Regions from separate parts of the Homo sapiens genome. Here region 2 is linked to region 1. Evidence: chromatin loops called from intact Hi-C (ENCODE). Cell type or tissue: Calu3. All regions are shown on one strand. Each heading gives the region's core, and the rest is flanking DNA. Links, peaks and the distances in the headings are about the cores only.

Region 1 (10,608 bases), core at 3,795-8,794:
AATAGTCATTCTGACTGTTGTGAGATGGTATCTCACTGTGGTTTTGATTTGCATTGCTCTAATGATTAGTTATGATAAGCATTTTTTCATATATTTGTTGGCCAGGTATATGTCTTCTTTTGAAAAGTGTCTATTCATGTCCTTTGTCCATTTTTAATGGGGTTGTTTTTTGCTTGCTGATTTAAGTTCCTTGTAGATTCTGGATATTAGACCTTTGTCAGATGCACAGTTTGCAAATATTTTATCCTATTCTGTAGGTTGTCTAGTCTGTTGATAGTTTCTTTTGCTGTGCAGAAGCTCTTTAATTAGGCCCCAGTTGTCAATTTTTGTTTTTTTGTAATTGCTTTTGGGGACAGTCATTAATTATTTGCCAAGGCTGATGTCTAGAATAGTATTCCCTAGGTTTTCTTGTAAGGCTTTTATTGTGTTAGGTCTTAGAGTTAAGTCTTTAATCCATTTTTAGTTAATTTTTATATATCGTAAGAGGAAGGTGTCCAATTTTAATCTTCTACATATGGCTAGCCAGTTATCCCAGCACCATTTATTAAACAGGGAGTCCTTTCCTCATTGTTTGCTATTGTCGACTTTCGTGAACATCAGGTGGTTTAGATGTGTGTCTTTATTTCTGGGCTCTCTATCCTGTTCCATTGGTTGATGTGCCTTTGTACCAATATCATGCTATTTTGGTTACTGTGGCCTTTTAGTATAGATTGAAGTCAGGTAATGTAATGTCTCGAGCTCTGTTCTTTTTCCTTAGGATTGCTTTGGCAATTTCGGATCTTATTTGGTTCCATATACATTTTGGAATTTTTTTTCTAATTCTGTGATAAATGACATTGGTAGTTTGATAGGAATAGTAATTGCTTTGGGCAGTATAGTCATTTTAACAATATTGATTCTTCCTATCCATGAGCTTGGAATGTTTTTCTATTTGTTTGTGTTGTCTCTGATTTCTTTCAGCAGTGTTTCGTAATTCTCCTTGTAGAGATCTTCCTTGGTAAGCTACATTCCTAGATATCATTCTTTTTTTTGGCTATTGTAAATGGGATTGTGTTCTTAATTTGGCTTTAGTTTGGACATTATTGGTGGATACAAGTGCTACTGATGTTTATACATTGATTTGCATCCTGAAACTTTATTGAAGTTATTTATTGATTCTATCATCTGTTAAGAGACATTAGGTTGCTTCTGTATCTTAACTATTGTGAATTGTGCTACAGGGAACATGGGAGTGCAGATATCTATTAGACATACTGATTTCAATTCCTTTGGCTTTCAATTCCTTTAGATCCAGAAGTGTGATTGCAAGATCATATGGTAATGTTTAAGGAACCTACATAGTGGTTCCATAATGGGAGTGCTAATTTACATTCCTATCAACAGCGTACCTGTATCAAGGTTCCCCTTTCTTCATACCCTTGCTGTCACTTATCTTTCATCTTTTTGATAACAGCCATTCTAACAGCTATGAAGTAATATCACATTATTGTTTAAATTTGTGATTAGTTGTCCTTGATGATTAGAGATGTTGAGCTTTTTTTTTTCATATATCTGTTGGCCGTTTGTATGTTTTCCTTTGAGAAGTGTCTGTTCAGGTCCTTTGCCTGTTTTTTAATCAAGTTTTTTGTTTTCTTGCTATTGAGTTGAATTCCTTATATATTTCGGATAATTAGTCCCTTATTAGATGTGTGTTCTGCAAATATTTTCTTCCGTTCTGTGGATTATCTGTTTACTCTGTTAATTGTTTCCTTTGCTGTGCAGAAGCTTTTTTGTTTGATGCAATCCCATTTTTCTATTTTTGTTTTGTTGCCTATGCTTTGGGGATCATATCGAACAAATAATTGCCCAGACCAATGTCATGGAGAGTTTCCCCTATGTTTTCTTCTGATAGTTTTACAGGGTCTTATGTTTAAGTCTTTTATACATTTTGAGTTAATTTTGTTGATGGTGTGAGATAAGAGTCCAATTTTATTCTTCTGCCTGGGGGGATGAACAACTGGAGTCATAAATTCATGGTTTTATTCAGCAAATATGTGTTTGCTTGTTGGGCTTGTTGGATGTTCCAGGTATTGTGCTACGTGCTAGGGTAGCATAGTTAAGCTAATAATGAGCAAGACATAGTTAAGAAACGTTCCGTTTCTTCACTCTAGAAATCTACACAGATAAGAAAATGAACAATTATAGAGAAAGCAATAAGCAAAGGTAATAAGGGAGCAGAGATAAGGGATCACTTAACTCAGAGACACACATCAGAGGAGGTAATGTCTGACCCAAGCCTTGAGTGTTCTGACGCATGAAGGGAAGACAAAGGGTGATAAGATGATAGTAGGAGATGAGGACATTCCAGTTCTCAGCATGACATTGGGAGGGCCTTTGGTGTGCTGAGAAAACTAAACATTACGTTGAGAGCAACGACTTCTTCTGGCTATTTGAGGTGATATAAGTGTATAAGGGTTACTAGATTCCTTACCAAGAAATTCAAAAGCAAAGGGGAGTTATGAAAGAGACATGTTGGCCGGGCACAGTAGGTCACACCTGTAATCCCAGCACTTTGGGAGGCAGAGGTGGGTGGATCATGAGGTCAGGAGTTTGAGACCAGCCTGACCAACATGGTGAAACTCCATCTCTACTAAAAATATAAAAATTAGCCAGGCGTGGTGGTGTGCACCTGTAATCCCAGCTACTCGGGAGGTTGAGGCAGGAGAATCGCTTGAACCCAGGAGGCGGAGGTTGCAGTAAGCTGAGATTGCACCACTGCACTCCAGCCTAGGTGACAGAGTAAGACTCCATCTCAAAAAAAAAAAAAAAAAAAAAGAAAGAAACATGTTAAGACTTATACTTCCAAGTTCACCGAGGTATACCATGTTCATGCTGGTAAAGATGTGGAGAATGTACTAGAGAGTGAAGACTGGAGGCTGGGAAAGAGTTAGGAAGATGCCTTGAATAGTTCAGGGAAGAAATTTTAAGGCTTAGAAACAGGGAATTTTTGTCCCGGGATGAAGTTGAACAGGCGGATAGAGAACCCAGTGATTGATACATAGCAGGTAAGGTGAAGGGGAGGTTTCTAGCTTGGATGAATAGGCAAAGAGTGTGCTCCTAAACTGACCAGGTTAATTGGGATTAAAAGGAAATATATCACCCTGAAACCAAGGATGGCAGACAAGGAGGAGCCATGGATAAAACTTTACAGAATTAAGTTTCAGAAAAGATGATCGGGTTGGTCTGGCCAAGCTGCGTTGCCACCACGTCAGAGGGTGCAGCTGCCTATGGGGACTCCCATCTGGCAACCTTGACTTATACCCATTCTTCTTTTAAACTTCCCTGGCTCTTGGGAAATCAGTATGCATCACAGTTCCTGACAAATTAAGAGTCCAGAGAATACAGCAATTATATGATCTAATCATACTAATGTTTCAAGTTGTCATAAAGTTACTAAATTTGTATCTAATATCATTTAAGTAGTAACTAATATAAAAGTATTTCAGCATCAGAATTTAAAATGTGAATCTGTCATTATGCATAGAGTTTTCTATTCACAGCAGTTCTACTTATATCCATATACACGATGGGCTTTGCCACTTACACATATTGAAGCTAGGATGTCAATTGGATAGGGCTCACAATCTCAAACTCATGGAAAATTTGGTAAATTTATCTCTAATGCCTATTCTTGTAAATGACAGATTTTTCACTGAAAACAGGGAATCGAGACAAACATCCTATGTAGACTTCTTAAAGATCATGAAATGATTCTAAGTTGGTGCAAAAAAAAGTCTCAAGATGCCTGTCATGAATCTCTGCAGAACTCTGTCTGAATTCCATGTTACAAATGCTTCCCAATTATGGTAGTAAGATATGGAAGAAAATATGAAGAAGTAACAACTTTTTATAGCACACTAGTATATCATAAACACATATAGTATTCATTTTATTACTATATTATTCTTCCTTTAATACACATAATACTTAAAAAAATTTTTTAGCTTAGAAAGATTATAATTTTTTAAAAACTCAGTCAGTTCCATAAGCCTTTATTAATATTTTCTATGGAGATATGAGATTCAACTGATGTCATTTTTTCTTTTTCTTACTGCAGAGTGCCTTTTCAGGAATTAATTCTGCTGTTAGAGAAGTACCTATGTCTTCAGAGAATGTAAAGGTATGGAATATGTTCACTCTGCTTAAATCTTCCTTGGGAACTCATATTCTTTTTCTCTAGCAATGGTTGGAGCATGTGTTTTGGAGCACCCCTGGGAATAAAAAGAAACAAAACCTATTCTGCCATTGGCATTTGGCTTCCCCAATGTTTTCACTTGGTAGGTAGCTAGTAGAATGAGAAGCTGGGAAATTATAGCTACAGTCAGTCATTCCTTGGTATATGTGGGGGATTGGTTCTAGGGCACCTGGAGTATACCCAAATCTGTGTACACTCAAGCCCTGCAGCTGGCCCTTTGGAACCCACATATAAGAAAAGGCAGCCCTTGATATATGCAAGTTTTGCATCCCAAGAATACCAAATTTTTGATCCCCATTTAGTTGAAAATATGTGCGTATAAGTAGACCCTCGCAGTTCAAACCCATATTTTTCAAGGGTCAACTGTACTTTAATCTCCATGTTCATCAGCCAAATATACCATGCAATTGCAAAATTCCAAAATCAGTATTTCCTCCTGGGGAATTTCCTTAACATTTACTCTCATTCTTGTTGCCTAGATAAAACAAAACTATGAAGAATCTTAGAGAATCCTGTCTGGATAAAACACAATTAGATAATTTCAGATTGCATTTGAGTAATGATTAGACATTCTTTTCATTGCATAGTATTTTAATGTCTTTTATTGCTTCCATGGAAAATGTTATTTATATATGATTTTCCATATAGGCATATTCAGTGCTTTCTTAAATCAGCCATAAAAGTGAAACAGCCAGATAATTAAACACAAAGAACGATAGATGTTTGGATGGTTCTTAAATATCATATTTTAAATTTCATACATTTGTGATCAGTGTGATGATACTTTAAGGTCAATAAGAAACCATTTTCTGCTGGGTTTGGTGGTGCGTGCCTATAGTCTCAACCACTCAGTAGGCTGAAGTGGGAGGATTGCTCGAGACTATTTCTGGGCTGCAGTGATCTATGCCAATTGGGTGTCTGCATTAAGTTTTGCCTCTATATGATGACCTTCTGAGAGCTGGGTACTGGCCCAGTTTGGAGACGGAACTGGTCTAAACTCCTGTGCTGATTCATTGGTGCCATAGTGGCTGTGAATACTGAATTGCCACTGCCCCCCAGCCTGGGTAACATAGCAAGATGCCATCTCTGAAAATTATTTTTTTCTCAGAAAGAGAATACATTTCCCAGCCTTATCTGCTGCCTACCTCGTGCTGATCAGTAGTGCCATGGTCGCTGTGAAGAGTGAATTGCCACTGATCCGCAGACTGGGTAACATAGAAAGATGCCATCTCTGAAAATTATTTTTTTCTCAGAAAGAGAATATATTTCCCAGCCTTATCTGCTGTCTACTTCCTCAATTCTTCCCCCTCTCATGACAGCTGACAGCAAAGGCCCATGATTTAGGATCCTCTAAAATCCCACCTGGGAAATGACTTCTTGCTGACAGGAAATTTTCAGAGCTAAAATCATGTACAAAAAGCAATGGTTACTTTTTAGAATAATAGCTAAAATATAAAATACAGTAGAATCACTTTCATTGATTAATTTTTTGTTTGTTAGTTATTCACTCAACCTACAGCAATGACATAGCCAGAAACTCCCTGTTCTTAATGACGTAGTGGGTTCTCTGCCTGACAAAGGGCACCACTGTGCTTCAGGGCGCGGCTGCTGAATTCCTCTGGCTTTGGGTTCAAATTTCTGCTCTATTGTTTACTAGGTACATAACCTTGGGCAATTCACTTCACTTTTCTGTCTCCATTTTCTCTTTTGTAAACAGTGAATAATTCAGTAACTACTCAGGTTGCTGAAGCATTGAATGATATAGGCACATCAAGTGTTAGCATGGTGCCTCATATATGGTGGTTAATTATTACAAGTAAGATAATAACACTTGGTTACTGTACTTACTAGTGCTACTCTTTGACCACCTTGGGGGGAAAGAAAACCACTAAGATAATCCCCCTTATCATGAGCACTTCCTCTGTTGAAAAACTCAGTAGAATTCATCACAAAGAGGCCAGGATCAGATAAGAGGCCAGTCATAGTCTAGTCTTTGGCCACCTCTGAACTCCTCTGAACTCCCTTGAGCATGATATTTGCTGTACAGCCCTACACAGCAACCCTGGTAAACTGCGAATTTGTGGCAAAAAAAAAACCCAAAAAACAAAAAACATAGCATAACATTGTTGGCACAAATGTTTACATGTTGCCTTATCAAAATGTTGCCACCTGTAGGTCTTTAACGTTATTTTGAAAAATAACACTTTTAAATTTTTAGAGAAAATATCTGAAATGGCAGATTCAGCGTCATTCATGATCAATTTTAGTATTAGTGCATAGGGGAGCCCTGAGACTATTTTCCTCAATAGTTGAGTTTCCTCCATCATAGGTATGACTAAGGGAATAGAAAGATGAGAATTACTAGAAATTTAAAGGAGCGTTGTCAGTGAAAGTTATATAAATTGAATAAAAAATAGAGTGATATTAGTGATTCACCATTTAGATGGACTTTTTCTGCCAATTTAGGTCTTCCTTGCTATCCTGCCTCCACATTCCCTAATCCTAATACATGTTTGCTCATGCCTTTTGTGCTGTTGCCATAATAAGCAGCCCAACCCCAGCCCTTATCTGCAGGAAGGAAACTGGGGGTAGCAATAGCTGAACAAGAACCAAGTTGAACACAGCTATGAGCAACACAGATAAGCACAGGGACATGTCCCATATGCAGGATGGACTACATAATATGTGGGGCCCAGTGTAACATAAAAATGTGAGGCCCCTTATTAAAAAATGTTTTAGAACTTCGAGATGGTGACAGCCAATCATTAAATGAAGGATCAGGCTCTTTTAAGTATGGAACCCTGTGAAGATGCACAGGTTGGATGCCCATGCAGCTGGTCCTAGACATTTTTCCTTCCCTGTTACTGCTAGTCTTATCTGTACAGGAATGGCCTCTGGTGGTCCAGCCTTTTACCATGTCCATGGAAGTTTACCTTATTGTAAAACCAAGTAAGTATTCAGGTTTTAATGCCAGATACATGATCTAGCTAATGGTTTAGGATTAAATGATTCTTCTTTTCTAAAGCCTCAGAGACACACCTTTTAATCAACTGTCACCCCCGCATTGTCTGAAAACTAGACGTAGTGTATAACATATGAATGTATACAAAAGAAGAACCCTCAGGAGTTAATTCTCAGCATGCAATGGAAAATATAAATGGAAATACCATTGTAAGGCAAAAAAATTCAACAAGGGAACCATGAACTTCAGGTATATTATTTTAATTTGAATCAGTTATCTTAAAGACCCTATGAATATTTAAGCATTGTTTTTTTAAAGGCTACCGTACAGTGAGTTATACAAGTAAAACTGGAAAACTCTTGACATTCTTAATATTTGTGAGTTGCATGCCCCTCTGACAACCTGATGAAAGTCATAAAACTCATCCAGGTAAATATATGTTCCCATAAACACACACACACACACACACACACACACACACACGTGCTTCCCAAGCACCTTGAGATCTGTTCAGGAACTTGAGGCTAAACAAATCCTTGCTCTGAAACAAAGCTTCTGTTGCTGATCCTGAAGGACTCAAAGGGAGCTATTTTAAAACAGAAATAAAGATATAGATTTTATCTTATGGCTAAATGAAGTTAAATAAACAAGTTGGGGTCAGGTCATAAAGGATCATGCTAATGCTTTCTTTTCTTTTTTAGACGGAGTCTCACTCTGTCGCCCAGGCTGGAGTGCAGTGGCGCGATCTCGGCTCACTGCAAGCTCCGCCTCCTGGGTTCACGCCATTCTCCTGACTCAGCCTCCCGAGTAGCTGGGACTACAGGCGCCCGCCACCACGCCCGGCTAATTTTTTGTATTTTTAGTAGAGACGGGGTTTCACCGTGTTAGCCAGGATGGTCTCGATCTCCTGACCTCGTGATCTGCCCGTCTCGGCCTCCCAAATGCTGGGATTACAGGCGTGAGCCACCGCGACTGGCCAATGCTTTCTTAAAACATGTTTTGTGCAGAAGAATTTTAAATACAGACATCTCATTACACACCTAACTACGTCAGTATTCAGCTCTTAAAAATAAATGTATTTTCCTGCATAGCCAAAAGAATGATTTTTAATATCTAGCAAAATAAATAATTTCTTAATTTCATTTTAGACCCAGCCAAAATAAAATTTCTCCATTTTTTTCCTGTTTTGTCCAAAATCAAGATGCAATCTAGGATCATGCATTGCATCTAGCTATTATACCCCTTAAGCTGCATTTAGTCTAGAACAATCAAGATTGGTTTCACATAATTTATTGGAGAGAGCAGATCTCTGAATTTATCTGATGGCTTCTAAGTGTGTTTTAAATCTAACTCTCTCTTTTTTTTAATTAATTGGAAGTTCAATCTAACAGCTTGAACAAATTAGCTATTTGTCTAAGTATACTCATAGCTATTTGGGGCTAGAATGCATCGCACCTGATGCTGTGGTTAACTGCACTACAATAAGGACAGAGTCTGTCCCCTGTCCCACCACTACAACTGCTGACACTGGACACCGAAACTACAGAGCCACAGTCTGAGCCCTCCACTATGCTGTTCTATTTTTCCCTTATGATCAAAAAGTAAACTGTGTAGTACAACTATAGCATTGTATAGAGCTTCAATTCTCCTTCAACCATTTACCATGTCGTTTTAATTCTAAATGAGAATCTATGAATGAATCAATTACTGCAAAAGTGTGATTTTTTTCTAATTCTACATTCCTTCTATGTTAACTAGATGTTCTCTCATTACTTGGGGATACTGGGATAATCAATTTCCTACTGAAAAAAACAGGATAGTTTTTAAATCATTGATTTTATAAGAAAAGATTTGGTTTAATACCTAACCCAAATGATAATATATACACTTTTGGCCTTATAAAAAGAGTTTAATTGTGCATTGAGGGATTTTTATAAAATCACTTTTAAGCCAACTACAAAAAATTATTCTTTTTGATGTTCAATATATCAAAACACTGGCTTGTGGGAGCCCTTTCAAGCTGTGTCTACTTTTAAGATAACAGCATTCAATTTTGAAAATTATCTTGAGCTCAAATTATACAAGGATTGGTCTGTATCTTTTGTGTCTCCAGTCAATAATCAACCATTTCTTCAAGAAACTGATGCCTTTACTGGGGAATGATATCAGAGACCAAAATGTCTCTAAGTATACTCATTGATATTGGGGGTAAAATTACATCTAAGCCATATCAATGGACGTAGCAAGAAAATATATTTTTAAATCATAAATTCATTTGTAGATTTTGAATTCAATACTAACAATAAAATACTTTTATATAACTTCTTTGGTTTTGTAATTGTACCTCTTTTCTCTTGAATATTGAAAATCTTGTTATCTAATAGTTAATAACATTTGTTGGCGTCTGTACTTGTCCTGAGCCTGTTTTCCCTCACATCAAATAGGGGAAGATACCCTTCCTTTAGTGTATCACCTTTGCAGGCTCCCATGTCAGCCAATAGCAGTCACTGGTGGGATTGGGAAGTAGGACAAAGGAAGAAGCCAGAGTATTTCTACCTTTTCTGTCTGTCATGGAAGATGCTTCTGGATATGACTGCTTCTCATCTGGGGTTTCAGTGCTCCAGGATAGGCTGACCTGAGCTCCAGCTGCAAACAGGTGATCTGGTCCTCTGGGCTCTGAAACCCATCTTTACGTTTCTTGCTCCTCTAACCTAAGATTGGAGAGGCTTCCTGTGTCTCTAAGATCTGGGTGGCCTCGTTATCTCCTCCTGGCTTCTTAGTTATTCCATTACCTATGTAGCTTATTCTCTAAATTACATACCCTTTTGAAAAAGAGAGTTTTATTGTCCTGGTTGGACCTTGATGACAGAGCTTTATAATATTCTTCAAATAAAATAGTTATTAAATAAATACTCCTAACAGTAAAACTACTAAAGAAAGTTTAAAATGCCTTTGTCATTTTTTTCCCTATAGAATGCATCCCTAAAGATGTAGTCAAAGATCTATGCTCCAAAGTCACTTTAAATATTCTTTCTCTTTGTGATTACATTAACAATTTATATACAGTAATGTACATTTGCTTTAGTGTGTTTCTAATTTGTAGGGATTCCTTTTTCTTTTTTATCTTTTTTAAAAAAATTAGAGCCATGCATTTACATGGTATGAAAGTCAAAACTAAAATGTATACATTGGTGCCTCTCCTGATTTTTAAATGTATACATAGATGCCTCTCCTGATCTTTCTCACTTAATTTCCCCTCCCTGCTCTTCATAATTAACCATTTTTTTAGCTTTTTGTTCATCCTTCTAATACTGTTCTTTTTGCAATATATACATTTCCTTTATTTCTTGTATAAAAGATAGTATGACAAATACACTATTTTGTAAATACTATTTCATTAAATAATATTATC
Region 2 (10,608 bases), core at 1,863-6,862, 55 kb after region 1:
TGTTTGAATGTGAGGTGTTTGTGGGACTTTCAAGGAGAGATGTCCAGGAAGCACTGAACTTGTGCATGTCATGGTTTAGGAGAGAAATCTGGGCTAAAGATGCAGGTTTGTGTCAAAGGATATTGGTGCTAGATGCAGCTATGTATGTGGAAAAATAAGGACATATGAGGAAGAAAAGCCCTGGGCACACCAATGTTTATGGGATAGTAGAAGGGAAGTCCCTGAAGAGAAGGGAAAATAGAGGACAAAAACAGGGCATGGTATTAAGGCTAGGGAGGAAAGCATTCAAGGAAGGGAGAATGGCCAACAGCATTATCAGAGGATGCTGAGACATCTGTCTCATGAATTTGACTAGTCTAGGTACTTCATATAAGTGGAATCAGACAATATTTTTCCTTTTGTGGCTGTCTTATTTCACTTAGCATATCATCCTCAAGTTTCATCCATGTTGTAGCCATATGTCAGAATTTCCTTTCTTTTTGAGGCTGAATAATATTCCATTGTACCAGTATGCCATGGATAAGAATTTTAATGTGCATCTGGTAACCTAAACTTTATGGAAATACTGTCTAAAAAAGTTATTAAAAACTGAAAATTGAATTTTGATTGAATTGGTTGAAACAATTGGAAGGTATAGAGTCCTGAAACTACAAACTAATTTAGACAGTTTCTGATAAATAACATTTGTACGTTCTCTAGCATAGAACAATTAATACTGGGAGAAACAAAACAATAATAAGAGTTTAAATTGTATGAGTATATGATTATTCAGATAATTTTGGTCTGTCTTCTTAAATGCTGTAACAGTTTTTTTTTTCCTTTTATACCTTTATTCACATACTTATCTGGTTCTTTTTTTTAGAAGAAATTCCTAGACATAGTATTCCCAGGTCCAAAGTTGGGTGTGTGTGTGTGTGTGTAGTTTTTCTTCGCTTGTTTCTAATTTTATGGAGTTTTCTTTTTTTTTTGAGAAAGACGGGTAGTGGTTGCACAACATTGTGAATATACTGATGCCATTGAATTGTATACTTTAAAATGATTAATTGTATGTGAATTTCACCTCAATGAAGAAAAATGCTGTAATAGTGGGAATTTTCTTTAAGCTTGGAATTGAGGTTGTATTTTTACTACAAATGTCATATCACATGTGTTGGTATACAATGCTGATACATTTATAATTAAATGGATTGATTTAATATTATAGTTCATTATTCATAAAAACAGAAGGAAATGAGCCTTTTAGAGATACATTTGCACACATGGTTCTCTCTGCTCAGTATCTTTTCCAAAGTTTGTTCATCCTGCAAGGCGCAACTTATTGCCATTTTCTTATAAGAGTCTTCCTCATCACATAAAAATAAGTGTTTCCTTCTTTTTATACTCTATTATAGCACTTAGCCTCTGCCTGGTTGGGTCTGTTCCCTCTGCTGAACTGAAGGTTTCTTGAGAACAGGATCATGCTCTCTTCCCCTTTGTATTTATCAATCATATAGTATATATACAGTCAATACTAGTTATGTTAAAACTTACTGTATATAAAGCATTGAGCAATGTCCTTTGGTTGACAGTCACTGTTCTTGAAACACTTAGATATAGTCAGTATAGATCGACCATTCACACATGAACTCACTTAAGGACAAAGGCAAAACACTTATCCAATGCAAAATTATAAGCAATAGAATAAGTTGGTTATAAGACAATTATCTGTAAAATACCATGGGTGTGTATCAAATTATTTCTCATGTAACAAAACACCAAACAGAAAGAATTAATGTGTGCGACCAAATATTGAGCCTTAGATGTGGCTAGTTTTAAAGATCTGAGGATAAAAACATGCAAAACAAGACATTCTGGAGAGATAGAAAAACGACAAAGGGAAGTGTGTCATGGGATCCTGGAAAAGAGATTCTTATTAGGGAAGTGGGCAAAGATAATCTGGGTCTCTAGAAAAAGATTAGAAATCTCTGAAGATGTGAATAATGACAAAATGCCTGTAATAGAGTTACAAATTTACTCACATCTCCACTCAGATTTGGAAAGAAAATGTTGTCTCTTCATTTCTCTGTACCAGTCAGATTGTCTCCATGATGTGCACCTACAGGGTAAGGAGAACAAAAAAGGAAAAATCTAAAATATAGTCCCATTTGAAAAACTAAATCCATTAGAGTATTAGTCCCTGGTAAAATGAGCAGTATCTTAGAGGCCCTCTTCTTCAGCCATTATCTAAATGGTATTTGCAGTTTGGGAGCATACAGCTTATTTGACATCACAGGGGCTGTAGGAAGGGGTTACCTCCTAGGGCCTCACTGGTTTGTGCTGTGGGGCAGCACAAGCCAGTGAGGCCCTGATCTGCTGTATGGGCCAAGTGGCGGTGGAGCATCTGTGCAGTGTTCTCGCATCTGCTGAGAAAGTGTAAGCTGGGGGAACTCAGGGTGTGGACATTCTGGACTTGGTCAGGGCACAGTTTTCTTCCTGTTGACTTAGCCCCTCCTTAAGCCTCACAACCATTTGGCTACACAGCCCCTGAGCCCTGACTTGAGAGTTCTCTAGACCAACCTGACTCTCAATTTACTTCCACCTGTCTCCCTCAGGGCACACAGGTACTTGTGAGTCCTATCTCTGACACACAGGAGGCAGATTAAAGGAGGAAGCCACACTCAGGCCTTCTTTTGGTCTACTCTCCACCACCAAGTGATCTGCTCTATTGGGCCAGCCAAATATGAGAGCCTTTGGGGGCATCTCATTCCATGTCACACATCTTCTCCCATGAGGACTTCAGCCTGGAAAGAGGAGATCTAGACACAAGGGTCTCTCTGGCTTCCTCAATCTGCCATTCCCTTTCTCTTCCATTCAACTCTTCGGACCAACCAGACAAGATTTTCCTTCTTCCTTTTTGACTAGAACCTCTTTTTCACAAAACTCTGTGATTAATCTTGCTAGGCCAGCTTCTAGAAGTTTTAAATGGGAAAAAAGGGAATTTAGAAAATCCTCTCAGATATGTAGTTTTCAAGGCTACTGTCTGTCAGCACACTGCCTTTTAGAATATCTTTCCTTCTCTGCGTTTTTGTTGAAATTCGCCTAATTTCCACTAAATTCCCAAGTCCGACTATGGGAAAAAAACATTCACAAGGAAATATAAAAAACATAAGCACATCACATTTCTGAAAATACTATGTCCATATATTATACCTATCCCCCTAGAACTCTATTCTTTCTCTAACTGGAAAAATATATAGATTATACTCCTGTGCTCTCTGAGATTTTCCTTAAGAGAAAACTGAAGTTTGATTTCTGAACTTCTAATGCACTTTCTTTTCATTAATTTTTCCATGTTTATAGATTCTTTCTGGGTAATTAATGTTACATTCCTTAGTTTTCTAATGTTATAAAAATGTTTACTTTTAATTATTAAGCAATTCATATTAATTTCTGAATCTTAAAGATAAAAGCTAACTGAGTTTGTAAAAGCATTTAAATACCCTCTTTGAACTCCATTGGGTTTATTTATTTTCTTTATGACCAGTTCAGTTCACAATGCTGATTTTAATCCAAATATTTGCCTTCCAAGATGCTGGTTGTACCATTTATAATCCATACTGTACCTCTTTGTAGATTACTGCTTGGCATTGCTGCAAAGTGAAAGAGAATTTAATTTTCCTGATGCTGTTTGATTATATTTACCTACTGAAGTTTTCATTGTGAAACAAGCCCTATGAACATTTACAGAATGCATGTTTCCTTTTTTTCTAAACTCTTTCTAGTTGAATTGGTTCTACACCAGTTGTTTTTAAACAGTGGAAATATAAATATATTTTTGTCAAAAGGAAAAATTTGAGAGTGTACATGGATAGCTTCTGAGAAGGTGGATCAAAAATTCAATTACGTGATTTCATCAAATAAAAAAGTAGTAGACACAGTTTTTTCTCTAAGTACCAGTCATATCAATGGGAAAGGATATTTAAACTAGAAGTTATAGACATAAATTCATTTTAATTATTGTGCATTTTCCCTTACTGTTCTATCAGATTACCATGTATAGCAACTTGCCATTCAGCAGTTACTCATTTCTAAGGTTGTAAATGTCGAGAAATACCAGACTATCACCCTGGACTCTGTAGTGTGATTGTTTAATGTGTATGTGGTTTCATACCCAAATGAGTCATTCTGCCAAGAACCTTGAGAATATCGGTCTAGTCTAGAAATTTCAATCTTAATGATTGATACTCAGCTTTGGCATAAGATTATGCATCATTAGAAAGAGGATGTAGGTGTAAAATGGTTCTGTGCAAATACAAACATTATTTACTTAAGCCCACAAAATCTTGACTAGTCATTTCCTCTGCTAAACCTTTCCATTCCCACTATTTTTTAAAATCATCACTTGTATCACCAACTGCTCATCAGTAAACCTCATATCTCTAGAATAATCTCTGCTGTCGTATTTGTATTTCTAGCATATACTATGATGTCTGACTTAGTAGCTTCATAAAAATCTATTGAATGGGCCAGGTGTGGTGGCTCATGCCTGTAATCCCAGCACTTTGGGAGGCCGAGGTGGGCAGATCACCTGAGGTCAGGAGTTTGACAGCAGCCTGGCCAACATAGTGAAACCCCATCTCTACTAAAAATAAAAAATTAGCCAGGCATGGTGGTGGGCTCCTGTAATCCCAGCTACTCAGGAGGCTGAGGCAGGAGAATCGCTTGAACCCGGGAGAAGAGGTTGCAGTGAGATGAGACCATGCCATTGCACTCCAGTCTGGGTGACAGAATGAGACTCTGTCTCAGAAAAAAAAACAAAAACAACAACAAAACAAAACAACCCGAAAACCAAAACCAAACCAAAACAAAAATGTATTGAATGAATACTGACTTCAAGGTACTCAGGAGAAAGCCATCTTGTATGTACCTCTGATATTTTCATCCAACACTTCTTTTCCTCAATCTTTTTCCTAGGTATTTCTACAGCTTCTAGGGTTTTGTCACTGTTCCTCACAATGTTCTCCTATTTTGTCAACCAGTAGATATAATAGCTCTGAATGGTCATATATATGTTACTGTTATCAGCGCTTTTGTTTTACAGGAAAATTGAAGAGAATTGGAGATTTTAAATTTGGGAGAGTGTCTTTGGGAATATCAGTCAATTGAGGATGAATAAATCTGCTAGTGATCATCATACCAATTCATATGAAAGTTTTAAAAAACTGGATATCAATTTCACTGCATGCTACTCTTTGGGGGCTCCAATCTTTAGAAGAGTTTGGACTCAACTTGGTAAACACATTTTGAACCCAGTACACCTCTCAAGAAACATCTTGATGAGCATGATATAGAGGGCATACCTTGCCAAAGAGTAAAGATATATATTTTATCTTTAATGAGAAAAATGCTGATTTTTCATGGGATAAGAACAGGAAATCCTTTTAGAATCATCAAGGGCAGCATCAAAATGGGAGATATAAGATGGAAAGTTTGATTTGCCTAGGAAGAGGAGAGTAAAAATGCTCTTTGAGTTTCGGGATTTGGAAAGAAAAAATGCCCACTGCTTTGCTTGAGCCAAAATCAAGGCTGTAAGACAGCTGATATGTTCAGTTGTTAAATTATAAGCAATTCTATACTGGTTGGTATAATAGCTGCTATATTTACCCTATTCCTTTTGCTGGAAATAGAAGAACTTCCAGTTAAGTAACTAACTGGTGAATGCTCAGGAACTTCCAGGACCCTTTTCCAGCACTACAGCTTGCTTTAGTCCTGTTTCATCTATACCCAGATTGTGTTAGCCCAGCTGGAACATTCTGAGTTTAGGCCTGCCAAACATGAGGTGGTAGAGTTCCTTTCATGGCAAACCAGCACCCAAGATAACAAGCAGGGCTTCAGAGGACCCAGCCCCAGCCACTCTGCCAATGTCCAAGCCTGAGGTCAGCTTCACCCCTTACAAGTCTAGTGCTCCACCAGAGGGATTCTACAGCCCCCCACTTCCTCAGGCATAACTGCCATCATATTTTGAAACCATCTGCCTGCAGAAAACAGCAATCCATGTCCATAGAATTGGTCCACCACAGCCAAGTCCTCATAGCCTGTGCTCTACACTTCACACCCGTGAAGCAACAAGGAGTAGGAAGATCTTCAACCTAAACAGCTGAGGTGACTTTGGGGAACAGCCTACCATGCATAACCCTGGGAGAGGCCTGTATCCACCCAAGCCTAAGTATTACTGGTAACTTGGCCCACAACTTTCCAAGGCTAAACTTTATTCTCTTTGACAGGCAGGGCATTGAGACAGGAACAACGCAGTCTGGACTGAGACATCAAACATGCAAAAGCACCTGTGAACTGTGGAGAGTTAAGATATATTACTTCTTCCTGAAGTGTACTTAGACAAAATATTGAAAAATAAATAATCATGCTCTCATTTGGAAGAAAATTCTTTGCTGTCTCTTTTTTTTTTTTTAACATTGATCAACTTTCCTCTTGATCTCAATAATCTATTGCCGTTTTTGTCTAGCTTTTCACTATAACACCTATTTCTTCATGGTTATTGACCTCCCAAAGATGTCCATGACCTAATCCCAGGAACTTGTCACTATATGACTATATTATGTTACATGGCAAGAGGTTATTAAGGTTGCAAGTAGAATTAAAGTTGTTAATCATCTGACTTGAAAACACGGAGATTATCTTGGATTATTTGCATAAGCCCAATCTTTAAAAGCAGAGAAACTTCCCTGACTTTCTGGCCAGATAGAGAGACTTGACAACAGAAGAATGGCCAGAAAGATGCAACTTGAGAAGGATTCAACCCACCTGTTATGGGTTATATGTTTGTGTCCCTTCAAAATTCATTTCGAAACTTAATCCCTATTGTGATGGTCTTAAGATGTAGGGCCTTTGGGGAAGTGATTACAACATCAGGGCTCCGTCTCCGAGATAAATGGGATTAGTGCCCTTATAAAAGAGGCTTCAGAGAGCCGCACAGTTCTTCAATCTCTTCTGTCAGGTGAGAATACAGGAAGAAGGTGCCATCTTGGAAGCAGAAGATGCAAGTCCTCACCAGATGCTAAATCTGCTGGCACCTTAATTTAGGACTTTCCAACCTCCAGAAATGTGAGAAAAAAATTCAATTATTTATAAATTACCCAGTGTATGGTATTTTGCTATAATAGCAACAATGGACTAGGACACGACTATTGCTGACTTTAATGATGGATGAAGGGGACCATGAACCAAAGAATGTGAGCAGCTTTAAAAGCTTGAAAAGGCAAGAAAATGCATCTTCCCCTAGAGCCTCCAAAAAGGAATGCAGCTCTGCTGACACTTTAATTTTAGCCCAGTGAAACTTGTGTTGGACTTCTAACCTATGGAATTATAAGATAATAAATATGTTTTGTTTAAGCCATTACATTTTTGGAATTTGATACTACAGCAATAGAAAACTAGTATACCAACTATCCCTGCCCCAACCCCACCAATACCAAACGAAATAAGTTTATAATACTAATGACACTACTCTCTTAGGCCTCATTCTCTGAAGCAAAGAAAGATGAAAGCTGTCCCTCTGAATTATCTTTCATTTGGGAGACATTTGTTTTGTTGTTGGTCTCTGGTCACAATAGCCAAGATTTGGAAAAAGCCAAACTGAATAATGCTGTGGTGAATGGGCTTGCAGATATTTCTTAAATATAGTGATTTTATTTCCCTTGGATATATACCCACAGTGGGATTGCTGGATTACCCAGCAATTCTTTCCTAATTTTTTGAGGAACCTCCATACTGTTTCCTATAATGGCTGTACCAATTTACATTCCTATTAACAGTATACCAGGGTTCCCTTTTCCCATATCCTTATCAACACTTATCAGGGATGAGGTGATATCTCATTGTGGTTTTGATTTGTATTTGTATTTTATGATTTTGATTTGTATTTGTATTTTATGATTTTCTTGATGATTAGTGATGTTGAGAACACTTGCATATATAGTATCTATTGGCCATTTATATGTCTTCTTTGGAAAAAAAATGTCTGTTGAGGTCCTTTGCTCATTTTTATGTCTCTTATGGTCCTTTGGCCATTTGTATGTCTTCTTTGGAAAAAATGTCTATTGAGGTCATTTGCCCATTTTGGGTCATTTGGGCTTTTGCTACTGAGTTCTATTAGTTGCCAATATATTTTGGATATTAACCCCTAATTGCATATATGGATAGCAAATATTTCCAATGATTCTGTTGGTTGTCTTTTTATTTGGTTGATTGTTTGCTTGGCTATGCAGAAACTTTTTATTTTGATGTAGTCCCAGTTGGTTATTTTTGCTTTTGTTGCCTGTGTTTTTGTTGTCAAATCCGAAAAATAATTGCCAAGACCAATGTCAAGGAGCTGTTCCCTTCAATTTTCTTCTAGGAGTTTTATGGTTTCAAGTATTATATTTAAGTCTTTAGTCCAATTTGAGGTTATTTTTGTGCATGGTATAAGATAAGGGTCCAATTTATTTTTTTTGCACGTGGAAATCCAGTTTCCCTGTTTCCCCAACATTTATTGAAAATTAATTGACCATATATGTAAGGGTTTATTTCTGAGCTCACTATTCCATTCCATTGGTTTGTGTCTTTTTATATCAGTATCATACTATTTTGGTTACTATAGGTTTGTCATGTAATGTGGAATCAGGAAATGTGATGCTTCCAACCTTCTTCTTACTCAAGATTACTTTACCTCCTCAGAGATATTTGTGGTTCCATGTGACTTCCAGAATTGTTTTTTCTATTTCTGTGAAAAATGCCATTGGGTTTTAATACATATTACAGTGGATCTGTAGATACTTTTGCGTAGTATGGACATTTTAACAATATTAATTCTTCCAACCCAGGAATGCAGAATATATTCCCATTTTGTGTCTTCTTCAATATCTGTCATCAATATTTTATAATTTTCAGCACACAGAACTTTCACATCCTAGGTTAAATATATTCCTAAGTATTTTATTTTTTGATGCTATTGTAAATGTTCTGTTATTTTCACATAGTTCATTTTTAGCATATAGAAACGTAACTAATTTTGTATGTTGATTTTGTATCCTGCAACTTCACTGAATTAATTTATTAGTTTTAAATTTGGGGGGTAGAGTCTTAAAGGTTTTCTCTATATAAGGTCATGTAATTTTCAAACAGAGATAATTTTGTTTTTTCATTTTCTCTTTGAATATCTTTTATTTGTTTTTCTTGCTCGATTGCTGTAGTAGGACTTCCAGTACTATATTGAACAGAAAGTAGTGAGAGTAGGCACCCTTGTCTCAGGTTCCTGATCTTAGGAGAAATGCTTTCAGCTTTTTACCTTTAAGTATGATGTTAGCTGTGGACTTGTCATGTATGGCCTTGTTATATTCCTTTTATACCTCATTTGTTGAGCATTTTTACCATGAAAAAATGAATTCTGTAAAATGCTTTTTCTGCATCTATAAATGTAATTACATGATTTTTATCCTTCATTTTGTTAATGTCATGTGTTGCACTTATTAATCTGCATATATTGAACCATCCTTGCATCCCAGGGGTAAATTCCACTGGTCATGCTGTATGATCCTTTCAATGTGCTGTTAAATTCAGTTCACTAGTATTTTTCTAAGGATTTGTGCTTCAAAGTTCATAAAGAATATTGAACTAATCATTTCTGATAGTGTCTTGTTATTAGGGTAAGGCTGGCCTCATAAAATGAGTTTGAAAGTGTTCATTCCTCTGCAATTTTTTGTAATAGCTTCATAAGAATTGGTATGAATTCTTCTTTAAATATTTGGTAGATGTAAAAAACCTGCACATGTACTGCCTGAATCTAATACAGAAGTTGAAATTATTTTTTAAATTTTTTTTTCTTATATGTTTGGTAGAATTCTACAGTGAAACCATCTGTTTCTAGACTTTCCTTTTTGGGTCATAGTGCTTACTGATTCAGTGTCCTTACTTGTTTTTGGTATGTTCAGATTTTCTATTTTGTCATGATTCAATCTTCATAGGTAGTACATTTCTAAATATCCATTTCATCTAGGTTATAGAATTGGTTGACATAACTGTTCATAGTAGTCACTTACAATCCTTTGTATTTCTGTGGTATCAGTTGTCTGTCTTCTTTTTCATTTTCGATTTCATTTCTTTGATTCTTTTCTCTTTTTTAATCCATCTAGCTAAAGGTTTTTGAATTTTGTTTTTCTTTTCAAAAAACCAACTGTTTTCTTGATCTCTGTATTGTTTTTCTAGTCTCTATTTCATTTACTTCTGTTCTGATCTTCATTATATCCTTCCTTCTGCTAACTTTGGGTATAGTTTGTTCTTCTTTTTCTAGTTCCATGGGGTGTAAAATTAGAATATTTGAGATATTTATTTGTCTTCATGTAGGTATTTATTGCCACAAATATCATCTTAGAAATGCTTTCGATGCATACCATAGCTTTGGTATGTTGTATCTCCATTTTCGTTCATTCAGAAATTTTTTGATATTTTCCATTTTGATCTTCTTTGACAAATTGATTGTTCAGTAGTGTGTTATTTAAATTCCACATAATTTTACCTTTTCCATTTTTTCTCCTATTATTGATTTCTACTTTCAAACCACTGCGGTCAGGAAAG

What was found. Peaks named below come from ENCODE experiments on the same cell type or tissue, not always from the same donor. Only the 100,000 strongest peaks of a DNase experiment are listed, where the experiment ranks them.
Region 2: it touches region 1 in a loop (5-fold over the local background); 1 of 110 quality-filtered maps calls a loop at or near these places.

Annotation. Positions count from the first base shown.
Region 1 is chr7:17,200,607-17,211,214 of GRCh38, forward strand. It overlaps LOC107986772 (a long non-coding RNA gene), which reads left to right. Exons shown (of 3, transcript XR_001745107.2): 2 at 4,097-4,159. The region is part of intron 6 of LOC101927609 (a long non-coding RNA gene); the gene reads right to left. Among named protein-coding and RNA genes, the nearest start is that of AHR, 93 kb to the right of the region's middle. In Calu3, for the core only: no CTCF peak of the experiment used is centred there; DNase peaks (open chromatin) are centred at 5,835, 6,205 and 6,795.
Region 2 is chr7:17,257,234-17,267,841 of GRCh38, forward strand. LOC101927609 (a long non-coding RNA gene) reads right to left here. Exons shown (of 12, transcript XR_007060234.1): 6 at 2,019-2,095. Among named protein-coding and RNA genes, the nearest start is that of AHR, 36 kb to the right of the region's middle. In Calu3, for the core only: no CTCF peak of the experiment used is centred there; a DNase peak (open chromatin) is centred at 4,135.